2 separate regions of the Homo sapiens genome follow, and region 1 is linked to region 2. A link is an interaction called in ENCODE POLR2A ChIA-PET data of the cell type or tissue named here. Cell type or tissue: PC-9. All regions are shown on one strand. Links, peaks and the distances in the headings refer to the core of each region. The heading gives the core; the rest is flanking DNA. Region 1 overlaps RIPK4 (receptor interacting serine/threonine kinase 4). Region 2 has its middle 8.1 kb from the start of LINC00479.

Region 1 (6,551 bases), core at 2,604-5,103, 54 kb before region 2:
TCCTCTCCCTTTGCATTTTCGTCCTTGGCTAGGAGACTACACAGCAGAGATAGTGGTGGCTTTTTGCCGTAACCCTCAAATCCAGTGTTTCTTGGAAACACCAGTAGAGTGGTGACGAGTGTCATCAAATCACCACTAGTTCAAAGGTGAGATGCTGGCCCAGGCTGTGCACTTTTTCTCCCCTGCCTCAGATTCTGGGAACTTCTCAGGCCAGGAGGGGTGCTGTGGTTATTTTGATGAAATCCAAACCACTTTGAATACCAGCCAGTGGTTAGGTTCTGAAAGGGAACCCTCTCCATAGGGGCATTCGTTTTATCTCTTGGGGATGTGTGTGAGCTTTAATCATCAGTGAAAATTTTCACACCACTTTCTTATATTGGAAGAGCAAAGTAAACAAGCACCTACCTGGACTGACTCACCAGCTCACATCCTTAGGATCTTCTGTTATTTCTAGCGACCAGTCCCTTATTTCTTGGGTGGCCTGGTTGGAGGGAGGCTTTCTCCACTTAAGGTGGATCACTTAGGATATTGCATAGCTTGGTTGAAAAGTGTTTTGTACTTTAACTGGAAGCCTTTCCTACCCTGCCCAAAGCAGACAGGTGGTGGCATGTCAGGTGGCTAGGTCGAGGTCAGCATCGCCTAGCAGGAAGCATTTCACCTCCTGTGCTCTGCTGGGCCTGGTAGAGTAGGTTGGGGCTTTGCCATGTGCAGCAGTGGCTGATCTTTCTGAGAAGTTGGTCAAACCCTGGCTCTTTGTGAAGCTGATTCCTTTAGGTTAATTATTGACTGTATTGAGCCTGAGGTTCTTGTTAGGAATGTACATCAGTCCCACTGTGCTCCAGGAGCTGGTTGCATTGCAGTCTCACAAGGTTGTACCTAGGCCTTGAAGTAGTCGCTGTGCCACTTGCCCTGCCACATTTCTCAGTGCTTTTCTGACGAGCTGCCTCCCACCCCAGCCCCTCATATTTGCAAGATGTTCCCTGAATTGGGGCATAGGATTCTCCTAGGGTCTTTGTGTGCAGCCCCCGGCCCTGTACCCCTTCTGCCTAAGTCTTGCTTCTCTTCTCGGAGGGACAGCCCCTCTCACCCCTGACACACGGGTCTGGGCCTCTTCCAGGCTGCTGGGGGTCAGTGATGGTCTAGTCCACTTGTTACATAGGAGCCACCACAGGTACAGGTGCAGGTGAGGCTGATTTTCACTGGCCAACGCTGCTTGCCTCTCAAGGTGGTCTGGGGTCTCCTGGCTCCCTGCAGCTCCCCTGGGCCAGGCCTTCAGCCGGCCCTTGGCCACAGCACCTGCTCGGGGCTTGTTTGATGAGCAGGCTGCGCCAGGCCATGTGAGCTTGCTTTTCTGTGCAGGAAAGGTTGGGGGGCCGCCCAGCCCCCAGACACTTAGCGAGGCTCCCAGGGACAGGAAGTGCCTGCCAGGGGGCCCTCCTGGGAGTTCACAGGTGACACCCCATTGATCTGAGATTACCTTCATCATGGGGCTCGGTGCCTCGGAGGGTCCTGTGGGGTGGCTTTGGAGAGGCAGCTGGCCTCCCTGGCTGACCCTCATTGTGGGGGTCACAGGGCCTAGGGTGGGGTGTAGGGATGGGTGCTGTGACCAGTTTGGAGAGAATAAAGTGATCCCAAAGGCCCCGTTCCTCCCCTACCAGCCCCCAGCTAAGGGGATGCTCAGAAGAAGCCAGTGCCTGCGGGGCGCCGGCTGGGAGACGCTCCTGCCACATTCAGCCCTGGCTGGTCGGGGCGAGCCTGAGCAAACCCCAGGTTTGTAACAACAGAGCTGACGATTGGACAAGCCCGTTTCTTGTCAGTTTTAAAAATAGCCGTGTGGGAACCCCTCCGAGGCTCCCTGGGAACATAATTGGATTGGTGTGCAGAAGGCCTCGCTGAGAGGCATCAGCTAACAGATGATGAAACACATTTTCCGGCTGCATTTTCCTGAAGGTAGTTGCTAGGTTTCTCCTTCGGAGCTCTTTGTTACCTGAGCGGTCTCACCGTCTCCCCCACCTCCCTGCTTCTCACTTTTCCCTTCGTTTATTGCTTCTCCGCTTGCACAAGACCATGTCCCGGGGCAGTTCTTTCCCCCTTTCCAGGATGCGTGCTTGCAGGGGAAACCGCAGCTGGCCTGGTCCACAGGTCTTTGGAATTTCTGAGCCTGGAGAAGAACCTTGGGACTTCTTTAGAAGTTCCTTTTAGAGATGATTGGTGTGATGATATTTCTCGTATTTCTCGCTACTCCATTGGCCTCCCTGGGAGGGCGAAATACACTTTGGCTAGCCCTAAATGAGGAGAAAACCGAATTCATCTAAGTGCTACTCACCGTATCTTTAAAAAGTTGAACCCCAAGTTAATCCTAATTAATGCCCAGAGATTTTTCATGTGGAACCCAAAACAGGACCCAGGACACTTTTGCGGGGGAGGGGGGGCTTTTCCCGTTCCTGCGTGGAAGCAGAATTAGCAACGCTTTCACCAGCAGCGAAGGAGAGGGGAATAGGATGCCACCCCCTCTGAACTGTGCCTAAGCGTAGCTGCGCTTGGAGCAAGGCACAGTTTTTAGGTTGTGTTTTAATTAACACCGACGAGAGGGGCTTCTGGTCAACCCAGAAACGTTGACTTCACTGTCAACAGTAAGAAATGCGATTTGGAGACGGTGCGAATGTGACTGTGTGATGTTCTGTGCTCCCTGGCCGCCACCCCAGCACCTAGGCTGGATTCGGCATCTCTCCACGTGTTAAAATGATAATAGTAATAAATCTACAGTTCCTTTTGTGTGGTCATCAGAATAAGCCAGAATCATTAAAATAAGCCAGAAACACTGCTTAGGAGAAAAAAATGTATTAAAAAAAATAGTGCCATTGCTCAAAAGCAATTGGTGGGTTCTTTCTGTGCTTCGAGTACCTGAGCACTTCTTAACCTCCCTGATCAGAAAAGCCTCTTCTTGCAGCTTGTTGCAAAGAGGCCCTTTCAGGCTTATTGAATTGCAAATGCCGCCGGGCGACACCCGACCCCAGAAGGGCTGGAGCTTCCTAAAGCCGCTGGAGTTTCCCAGATGTGCGCCTAGGGAGCACCTGGAGAGGGGCTGGAAGGCGGGGTCGTGTGGGTTTTGGCCCAGTGGTTACTGGATGGTAAACAGTGTGGAAAGTTTCTGAGGACATGCTGGTGCTTCTGAGCGAAATCCAGGCTGGTAGGCAAGGGAGCCGCCCCACCCCCACTCCTGGGCCTCAGATCTCCCACAGGGCGGTCCCGGGACCCCCTTCCTCAGCTGGAATCCTGTCTACCCCAAGCCAGTTTGGATCATGCTGTCACAACACTTTTGTCCACGGAAACAATGACTTTTTTTTTCCAGGACAGCTGATTTTCCTCGAGAAAGTGCCCTCAAATGTGTGGCCCATGGAAGGGGGAAGTCGTGCCGGGCTCCCTTCAGGCAGTTGCGCAAAGCTGGGGTGGACTCCGTTAGGAGATTCTAGCCGGGATCCGCTTTCAGGAGCCAACTAGCAGCAGTGGCCCTTTTTTGTTTGTTTGTTGTTTCTTTTAAAGTAAGGTAAATGGGGTCTCCGTTCTGCAGAAAGAGCCCGGGGCAGGGAGAGTAAAGTACTTGCTGAACTCGGTGCGCTGGGGAGGGGTGTGCACTGCTGCCAGCCCGTAGCTGTTAGAGTCGCCAATGAGCTCACTCTGCAATCAGAAGTCACCGGGGTTTTATGTATTAAGCCCTTTGGGCAAATAAAAGAAAACACTATTTGTGGAGTGGCTCAGAGCTTCCACTTAATAAGCTACTCAGCCTTCCTTTGATTGACATTGTTCTCAGAATACGTGTTTATTATCAGTCAGCTTTGGCTTAGAGAGTTCACTCTCAGAATGTCTACTTAATGTGGAAAAATGACCCTTGCGAATGGCTGGCCTCTAAACACCCGAATTGTCATTTCCTCAAAACCCTCCGGCGAGGAGGGTGTGCCTCACACGGTTGCACAGTGGATGTGGGTCTGAGTCCTACGGAAGGACTTTCGCCAGCGCCCCGGGGCAGAGTGTCCGGAGGAGGGAGGCCACACTGGTAGGGGAGGGGCGGCAAGCTGGCCACATTTGAGCAATCGGAAACAGACAAATCATAACTCTGATTCTTAACAAGACATAAAAGAGAAGCAGCAGCTGGTACCATGTCCCAGTCCGATGGTTTGGAAGTTAGTGGCAGTTGCCGGGTTGGAAGTTGTGCTGGTATTCCTTTAAATAACAAATGAGGGCCTCAGCCAACCGGTGTTCCCAGAGGAGGAGAAAGGCTGGGAGCTGAGAGGTGTCATTTTCCTTCTTTGGTGACCGGTTTCATTTTAGCTGATGCTTGACGTTGGCATCAGGTCCTCGTCTTCCTTTTTTCCCAATGCTCACTGAGACTGGGGACAGGGTTGAGAGTCCCACGATCTGATCTGCACCCCCCATCCCTTGATGGGTCCCAGAGCCTGGCCCAAGCCTGTGGCTGCAGGGAGAGGGATTTCCCCTGGAGAGGGAGGAAGCAGCCGATGGTATGCTGGTGATGGGGCAGCTTTCAGCTCAGCCCAGGGACCCCCACAGGCTAGCACTGCACACTGGTGGGCATCTTGTTTTCCATTAGTTGGTCATTTAACCAGAGCGCTAGGAAAGCAGGCCGTGCTCCCCTAAGTTTTGTCTCATAATAATTTCACGTTCATTCCTGATACTTGCTTCACTTGTTCCCAAGGCCAGTGGGATTCTTTGCTCCTTGAGTGTATTCAGACACACTCGACCTGCCCACCCCCCACACCCCCCAGCTGCTCCTCCTGGGGTGCTCCCGCGTCCACCGTAGAGAGCTGCCTAGTGACCCCTGGTGCAGCTCCAGAGAGGTCCTGCAAGCTTCTCCCCTCCACATGCAGTCAATGGACCCATCCTGCAGATTCTTCCAACAGAGTGTGTGTGCTCTGCTGGCTTCCCCTCTCTGCTTTGCCAAGCCCAAGGGGATCCACAGCGACTGCTCCGCTCTGCTGGCCTCCCGGGTGCCCCTGGACTCTGCGCAGGTCTCAGCCTTCCCGATTCTCTCAGGGGCCCTTTCCTATGCTGACTTCTGACTTTGGATCTCTCTTGATTCTCCATAGCTCCCTGGACCTTCCTTTCAAGAGGCTTAGATTTTTCAACCACACTTCTCTTTTGGGGGTAGTTCGCCATCTTCTTCCTTAGAGGGTACACGTAAACACCATGAAGGCGGGAAAGGGACCTCTTGTCCTTAGTTCTGACATATGGTGGATTCAAGCGAGCACTTGCCAATACACAGAACTGCTTAAAATATAGGTCAGGTGAGTGCTGGGAATACTGAAGTGGTGATTCTGGACAGTAGTAGTTTATTGGCTGAAAATGCACTCACTTGATTTACATCGGGGTTATTCAACTTGGCACCGTTGGCATTTGGGGCTGAGTAATTCTTAGCCTTGGGGCTGTCTTATGCATTGTAGGATGTTCAGTAGCATCCTTTAGTTGTGACAGCCAGAATCTCTCCAGACATTGCCCAGTGTTTCTTGGGGGGTGAAGTTGCCTCTAATTGAGAACCAGTGGGCTATGTCCTGAGACGCAGAGCCCTAGCTGCAGGGCTTGCATTGTTGGGGGGCAGACAGGCTGAGATCTCCGAGCCTTTGGTACCTGTCCGATGTATGGGAATTTCCACAGCAAGAGCTAAACAGTAGGATCCAGGGGTTCCTGCTGGCCTTTCCTGCAGGGAAAGTGTTTTCACTATGGTAAGGGAAGCCTAGGAGGGGCTGAACTCTCGCAGGGGCGGTCAGATCATTAAGAAATGGATGCGTTCTGTTGGCACTGTTTTGGATTCACCAGCAGGCGAGGAAATGGGAGCCACTGAGTGATTTCCCAGCACCTGCTCCCGGGTTTGTCACTGGGAGGAGCAGGCCTGTGTCCGAGCTCCAGAAGAGCCCCCTGCTGTGGCAGCGGACACTGGGTTATAGGCAGGGACTTGGGCTGGACGCTGGATTCTGGGGGAATTGTCTGGAGGCCACCCCAGCCAGCTGCCTTGCGTGGCCTGTGTGTGGACATGGAGCTGCTGGGTTTCCTGCTATAGGAGGTCGGATCTCTCCTAGTGTGGTTCTGAACATTTCCTTTAGGGAGCTTATTATATTATTAGAAAGCAGATTGGCTGGGCACGGTGACTCATGCCTGTAATCCTAGCACTTTGGGAGCTGAGGCAGGCAAATCACTTGAGCCTAGGAGTTCAAGACCACCCTGGCAAACAGCAAAATCCCATCTTTACTAAAAATACAAAAAATTAGCTGAGTGTGGCACACCTGTAATCCCAGCTACCCTGGAGGCTGAGGCATGAGACTCACTTGAACCTGGGAGGTAGAGGTTGCAGTGAGCTAGGATCATGCCACTGCACTCCAGCCTGGGCAACAGAGCGAGACTCTGTTTCAAAAAAGAAAAACAAACAAAAAAACAGATTTTCCAGCCCCAACCTGGAATGCATTCTCAAGGAGTGAGGCCTGGGAACCAGCATTCCAGCCAGCTTCCTGGGTGCTTTCTACCATGTCTGTGTTTGGGGCTGC
Region 2 (6,551 bases), core at 2,245-4,744:
TTCCCCGGGGGCTGAGTTGTAGCTGTCTCCCTAAACACCTGGAAGGGTGTGGAAATGGGAAGTGACTCGAGGGTTTGGGCCCTGCGCTGCTCGGACTCGAAGGACAGATGGCCCAGACCTTGGGAAGGATGGTTCTGCCCCATCTGGTACTGGACTCCTGACTCCTGGGAGGCCTGTTGGTCGGTGGTGAGCGGCTTTGCCACATGTCATGACACATGGACATGACGCCACACTGCCTCAAGGGGCACTTGTGAAGGCCAAACTAGAAATGGATGAGCAGTGCTTAGCCCATGAGGAAGTGACACACCAGTGACAGCCTTGATGGCGGGGCCACGGGCTGAGAGGGTCTGGTCCCTTGGCTGCCACCAGCCTCCCAGGGCGTGTCTGCCACCAGCCTCCCAGGGCTGGGCAGCAACCATCCACAGGACTGGGGCTCAGCCTCTCTCCCTTTGTGGGAGCCACTGTTTTCTAAGGGTGTGGACATACATGTGGTCTGCTCCCTCCCTCCATGTTTCCTGGGCTGGAGAAGACCTGAGTCAGCACGTGAACGAGGAGAGGAGGCGGCTCTCCGCAAAGAAACCTAAACACAAGGTCTGATTCCCACTTCCCAGAGCCTCCTTCAGGGAGGCCATTGGCCCAAACCACTTTACAGTCACAGACTATTTGTGCGGAGGGAGACATTCCAGATCATCTTGCTTGATGCTTGCCAGTACATCAAGATGGTTCCTTTTTGTTGTCACTTGGAAAAAAGCTTGAAGGATAATACTCTTGGTTAAATGAACTGCAGGACTTTTCAGGGCCTTGACTAAACCCACATGATCAGGGTGTCAATAAATAGCGGTGTGGTATTCAGTATTCCACAAGTTTGTTGATTGAAACCTTTTACAATTTTATTTTCCCTTTATTTTTTAGAGATGGGGTCTTGCTCTGTCATCCAGGCTGGAGTGTAGTTGCATGATCATGGCTCACTGTGGCCTGAAAACCCTGGGCTCATGTGATCCTCTTGCCTTAGCCTCTCCAGTAGCTGGGTCTACAGGTGCATACCACCACGCCCGGCTAATAGTTTAAAAACATTTTCTGGATATGGGGTCTCCCCATGTTGTGCAGGCTGGTCTTGTGAGCCACTGCATCCAGCCTGAAACCTTTTAAAAGTCAGGCTTATTGAGATATAGGCTGGCGAGGTGGCTCATGCCTGTAATTCCAGCAATTTAGGAGGCTGAGGTGAGAGGATCATTTGAGGCCAGGAGTTTGAGACCAGTCTGGACAACATAGCAAGACCTCATCTCTACAAAAAAATTAAAACTAGCTGGGCATAGTGGCACACGCCTGTAGGTCCTAGCTACCAGGAAGTCTGGGGTGGGAGGATTGCTTGAGCTGGGTGACAAGCAATAGAATGAGACCCTATTAAAAAAAAAAGATAGAGTTATATAATCAACATACGGTAAAACTCATTGTTTTAGTGTACAGTTCTACGAGTTTTGACAAAGTTCTATGAGTTTGACGAAGTGGTCACAGTTGTGTAACCACCACCATAGCCAAACATAGACCACATCTATATCACCCCCAAACCACCCCCACACTCCTTGGCAGCCAGTTCCCAGCTCCCACTCTCAGCCCCTGCAACCACCAATTTGTTCCCTGTCTCTACAGTTTTGCCTTTTCCAGAATGTCCTCTCCATGGGATCTCAGCGTGTGGCTTTTGGTGTCTGGCATCTTTCACTCAGCGTAACACGTCTGAGATTCATCCATGTCGCTGTAAGTGTCAGTAGATGGTTCCTTTTTGTTGCTGAACAATAATATCTGCTGTTAGGGTTCCCCACAGTTTGCTTATCCACGTCCCAGCTGATGGATATTTGGGTTGTCTCCAGTTTGGAACGATTATGAATGAGCAGCCAGAAACATTTGTCTCCAGGTTTTTCTGTGATCTCTAGGCTTTGTTTGTTTGTGTTTGTTTTTGTTTTGTTTATGTTTTTGAGACAGAGTCTTGCTCTGTTGCCCAGGCTGGGGTGCTATGGCATGATCTTGGCTCACTGCAACCTCCGCCTCCTAGGTTCAAGCAATTTTCCTCTCTCAGCCTCCCGAGTAGCTGTGACTACAGGTGTACACCACCACACCCGGCTAATTTTTGTATTTTTAGTAGAGTCGGGGTTTTGCCACATTGGCCAGGCTGGTCTTGAACTCCTGACCTCAAGAGATCCGCCCACCTCAGCTTCCCAAAGTGCTGGGATTACAGGCGTGAGCCACTGTGCCTGCCCTGATCACTAGTTTTTACTTTTTGGGTAAATATCCAGGATTAGGATTGCTGGGTCATTCATTAAGTATCTGTTTAACTTTATAAGAAACTGCCCACCTATTTTCCAAAGTGGCTATTGCATCTTGCATTCTCGTTGGTGACTTGTGTGAGCTTCACTGGCTCCACGTTCTCACCAGCTTGGATTGCTTGAGCCAAGGAGTTCAAGACCAGCCTGGGCAACATAGTGAAACCTGTCTCTATAAAAAAATAAACAAATTTAGCCAGGTTTGGTGGTGCGTGTCTGCAGTCCCAGCTACTCAGGAGGCTGAGATGGGAGGATTGCTTGAGCCTGGGAGGTCGAGGCTGCAGTGAGCCAGGATTGCACCATTGCACTCCAGCCAGCCTGGGTGACAGAGTGAGACCCTGCCTCTGTCACAAAACAAAACAAAACAAAAAACCCCAACAAACAAACAAACAAACCACCCCCCAAAAAAAATCTGCTAGAGATCCTGGGAAATACTGTTGCTGACATTGCAGCCACCCTGGTTCCTCATCATTTCTTTCCTTCCATCTCCTTGGATTGTGAACAAGAGACTGGAGGTGGAGTGGGTGTCCTGTGACCAGGAAGCCTCCATGAGGAAGAAAGTGACACAGGATGGCAGAGCAGCAAGATAGAAGGAGCTTGGGGTCCTGGTGACATCCTGGGGAGGCTGTACAAGCCAGGACTGCTTGCTTGGGTAAGAAAATTAAAGTGCTGTTTGGTTGAGCCCTGGAATGGGGTTCTGGTTCATGCAGCCAAAGGTGATCCCTGGTGATGTGCTGGCACAGCAGAACAGTGAAAGCTGAAGCAGCACTGACTGCCAAAATGATCTCCAACTACACAAGCCTCGGGCACAGCAGCTCCAGAATGGCCGAGGAATCTGAGGCACCAGGGGTCTCTGAAGGTGGGGATGAGGGGCTGGCTTCATACTGTAGTAGTGGCTGAATGTATTGTCAGAGACACTTAGTCCCTGAGACTTCCTCGTTATCCACCTGGCTAGATGACTCATCCACCTCACTGAAGAGAACTCAGGAAGTGCACACTATAGAGAAATTGAGCCAGACCAGCTCTGGAGTTGGCACTCAGAGCGAGCAGAAAGAGGAGAAAGATGCCAAAAGACAAAACAAAACAATACCGACCTGCAGGACATGAATTTCCTTACTGAAAAGGCAAGCCACATTTTCAAATAATAAATGAAAAATCAAATGTAAGGGTAGAACAAAGATGTTTGAAGGTATGCAAGATGAAATCATTGAACCTCACATGCATTCTTTCTCAGCAAGTTCCTGTGGTATGGGTGTCACTTGCACAAGGAAGTAAACCCCAAAAGAGAAAGATGTGAGGCACAGGACACATTAGATTTAGCACCAGAAAAATACGAAGGAATTCTCACTGAAGTTGAAGGGAACTTTCAAGGGGGAGCTGTGCCACAAGCCAAGAGGTCAGCCAGCCCAGATACAAATAGGACAGAGAGCTCTGGAGGGGATGTCTCCAAGGGGAAGGACAAACAACAACAAAGCAACAACAAAAGAATGATTACTTAGTATGTTTGACTTTGTTGAGAGGACTTTTATAGGTCTATCAGAAAATTGGGGGGGGGATAATTGGTAAGTAGTAGACAAAAAAATTAAGTTTATGAAAAAATGAGGCAATTGTTAACCCCAGGAAAATCAAAAAGTTGTACTAAAAAGAAAAGACCATCCTAGTTCCCTAAGTGGTTTAGTTGTGACAACATTTATGGTGGTCATAGTAATATCAGAACTAAATATTGACTTGGCCAAAGGTTGCGAATTGTGTAACTGTGTAAGTTGTGAAGATGCTGGGTAGGTGGAATAGGTGGGAGTGTGTGGGAGGTGGTGGTGTAAGTGAGATAAAACCGAAAGGAATAGTACTGTAATCATGTTGGAAGTGTGAAGGTCAAGGTCAAGAGAAACAGCTGAGAGACTTGAAGGCCGATGACTCACAGGGGAGGGAGCTGGAGGTGGGAAGAGGTGCAGTGATAACAACTGTTTATTATCACAAGCCTTGCAGCACTACTTGACTATTAAAACAATGTTATAACAATCAAATTTTAAAAGGAAGAAATAATAACTTGGTGAAAGGGACGTTCTCTCTTCTCCAGAGAAAAGCAGCACAGTGTACCTGGGCATTTCTGTGTTGGTCTTAGAAACCCAAGCCCATTCGCCTGCCTGGGGGCCTCCAGCTGGCTGGAGTCTGAGCACTGGCCTCTGTGGCTGAAGCAGGGTCATCTCTCGCCCTTTGTCCATTCATGGACTGGCACAGGTGGATTTATGGCTATGTTGTCAGCCACCTATGAACAAGCGAGGGGTGCCAACAGGCCATGCTCTGGCAAACAGCCAATGTGGAAGACAGAGACTGTCCCTTGCACACTCTCCTGCTCCTCTCTGTCTTTTTCAGTCTTCTTGTTTTCCTTCCTAGTGGAATCCAAATGCTGGTGTTGAGACGGTAGGCAGGCCTGGGGGCTCCCCCGTACTATGCAGGTTCCTGCTCGGCGTTTCCCGTCCTGTTCACTTACTCCCACCTGCCTCCTTTGGGCTTTGGAGCGGGGACCTCCTGCAGCCAGGCCCCTAGAGGAATTCCTCAGATCCCTGCTGTCCCAGGGAAGAGTGCGGAAAGGAAGGGGTGGGCTGCATCCCTGTGCTCAGAACAGACACAACCACAGGGTTGTGGCTGATTTTGTGCCCAACTCTGAGAAATTGGAGCCAAGCAGGTCACCCTCTGCATGAGTGTCCCATGGCTGGTGCCACAAATTTTACAAACTGGGTGAATTCAACAACAGATTTTTTTTTCTCATGGTTCTGGAGACCAGACATCTGAAATCAAGGTGTGTGTGGGGCTGTGTTCCGTCTGAAGGCTCTGGGGAAGGACAGTTCCTTGCGTCTCTCCCATGTCTGTCAGTGGCCCGTGGTCCTGGGCTTCCGTGGCTGGTGGCTGCATCACTACATCCCCACGTTGGCCTTGGCCCGCCCGCTTCTGTGTGCCTCCTCACTTCATCCTCCCTCTACTCAGGTCTGTGTCCAAACTTCCCTCCTACAGGGACACCAGTGTTATGGGACTTAGGGCCCACCCTAACCCATCATGACCGCATCTTAACTTGATTCGTTTCTAAGACCCTCTTTCCATATAAGGTCTCATTCACAGGCACCGGGTTTAGGACTGGGACATATCATTTGTGGATACAATTCACATACAGCATTTTCGTCACTGACCTCCTCCTCCACCCTCATGGCTGCTCAGAACTTTCCACCCTTAAAAACTCCTCTCATCAACATGCTTCGCTAGCACAGTCCCACTTTGTCCTCTTCCCTTGTCACCAAACTTGTTGAAGGTCCTTTATACCTCAGCTTCCCCTGATACATTCCTCTGCCATCACCATCTGCCTGACCTGTGCCTTCTGGAAGGTGCCTGGCGGGAGGGGGTTTTCCTTGTGTCTGGTCCTTTGCATGCTCTGTGGCTTTTGAGGTGGGTGTTGAAGGCTATACAAGCCCACCCTCCCCCCACCACCCTCGGCTTGGCTTTGACCTGTGTGTACCCGGCATGCTGCACATGCTGTGTGTTTGTGTGTTTGTGTTTGTGTTTGTGTGTGTGTGAGGGGGACAGCCTTCTTGGGATTGCATTGTCCTGAGGGCACCCCTGAGTCCTCTGCACCGCTCAGCCCAACAGCAGAGACGGACAGACCCCAGAGAACCCGACTGGAATGGCTGGAGACTCTCCATTGGATTTTTGCCTCCAGGGTGAGCTTAGGACCCACATGGCCGGGCTTTGGGCTCATTGCTGGAGAGCTGCACCTGCTGCGGAACTCAGAGCGTAGCCTCTGGCTGGATCACTTCATTCCCTTGGCTCTGCCAGCACTTGTCAATCTCCAAAATCCAATCCACCCTTGAAAAGCAGAGGTTAATCAATGTGCTAGGGACAGAGAGGGGGCCACGGAGTGGACATCTCAATTTACTGAGTGACACCAGGCCAGTGACTTGACCTTTCGGAACAGCTTCCTGACCTGGAAGGTGGGGGTGAAAGTGCTTTCTTCATGGGTGGCTGTGAGAATTAATGAATTATTACAAGCAAAATACTTAGGCACAGTGGATGGCGCATAATAAGACCTCAATAAATAGTAGTGATCACTATGAATATAATGTAGTTTTCCAATAAGTGGGTGGCCCCCTGAACTCTGTGGTGTCTGTTTGAGGTCAGGTGTGTGAGTCGCCTGGCACACCTGCACTCTCTTTGTTTGCCCAGGTAATTGCTCACCTCCTGCAG

Evidence for each region. Peaks named below come from ENCODE experiments on the same cell type or tissue, not always from the same donor. Only the 100,000 strongest peaks of a DNase experiment are listed, where the experiment ranks them.
Region 1: POLR2A ChIA-PET joins it to region 2 with 12 read pairs; 8 of 35 experiments call an interaction of 5 or more read pairs at or near these places.

Annotation. Positions count from the first base shown.
Region 1 is chr21:41,758,984-41,765,534 of GRCh38, reverse strand. All of the region lies in intron 1 of RIPK4 (receptor interacting serine/threonine kinase 4), which reads left to right. Among named protein-coding and RNA genes, the nearest start is that of RIPK4, 4.8 kb to the left of the region's middle. RefSeq lists enhancers at 771-1,369, 2,671-3,304, 3,305-3,939, 3,940-4,574, 4,575-5,209 and 2 more. In PC-9, for the core only: no CTCF peak of the experiment used is centred there; a DNase peak (open chromatin) is centred at 3,854; H3K4me3 peaks cover 2,500 bases; H3K27ac peaks cover 2,500 bases.
Region 2 is chr21:41,704,422-41,710,972 of GRCh38, reverse strand. No RefSeq gene overlaps it. Among named protein-coding and RNA genes, the nearest start is that of LINC00479, 8.1 kb to the left of the region's middle. RefSeq lists a silencer at 4,010-4,304. In PC-9, for the core only: no CTCF peak of the experiment used is centred there; DNase peaks (open chromatin) are centred at 3,272, 3,592 and 4,172; H3K4me3 peaks cover 553 bases; H3K27ac peaks cover 2,500 bases.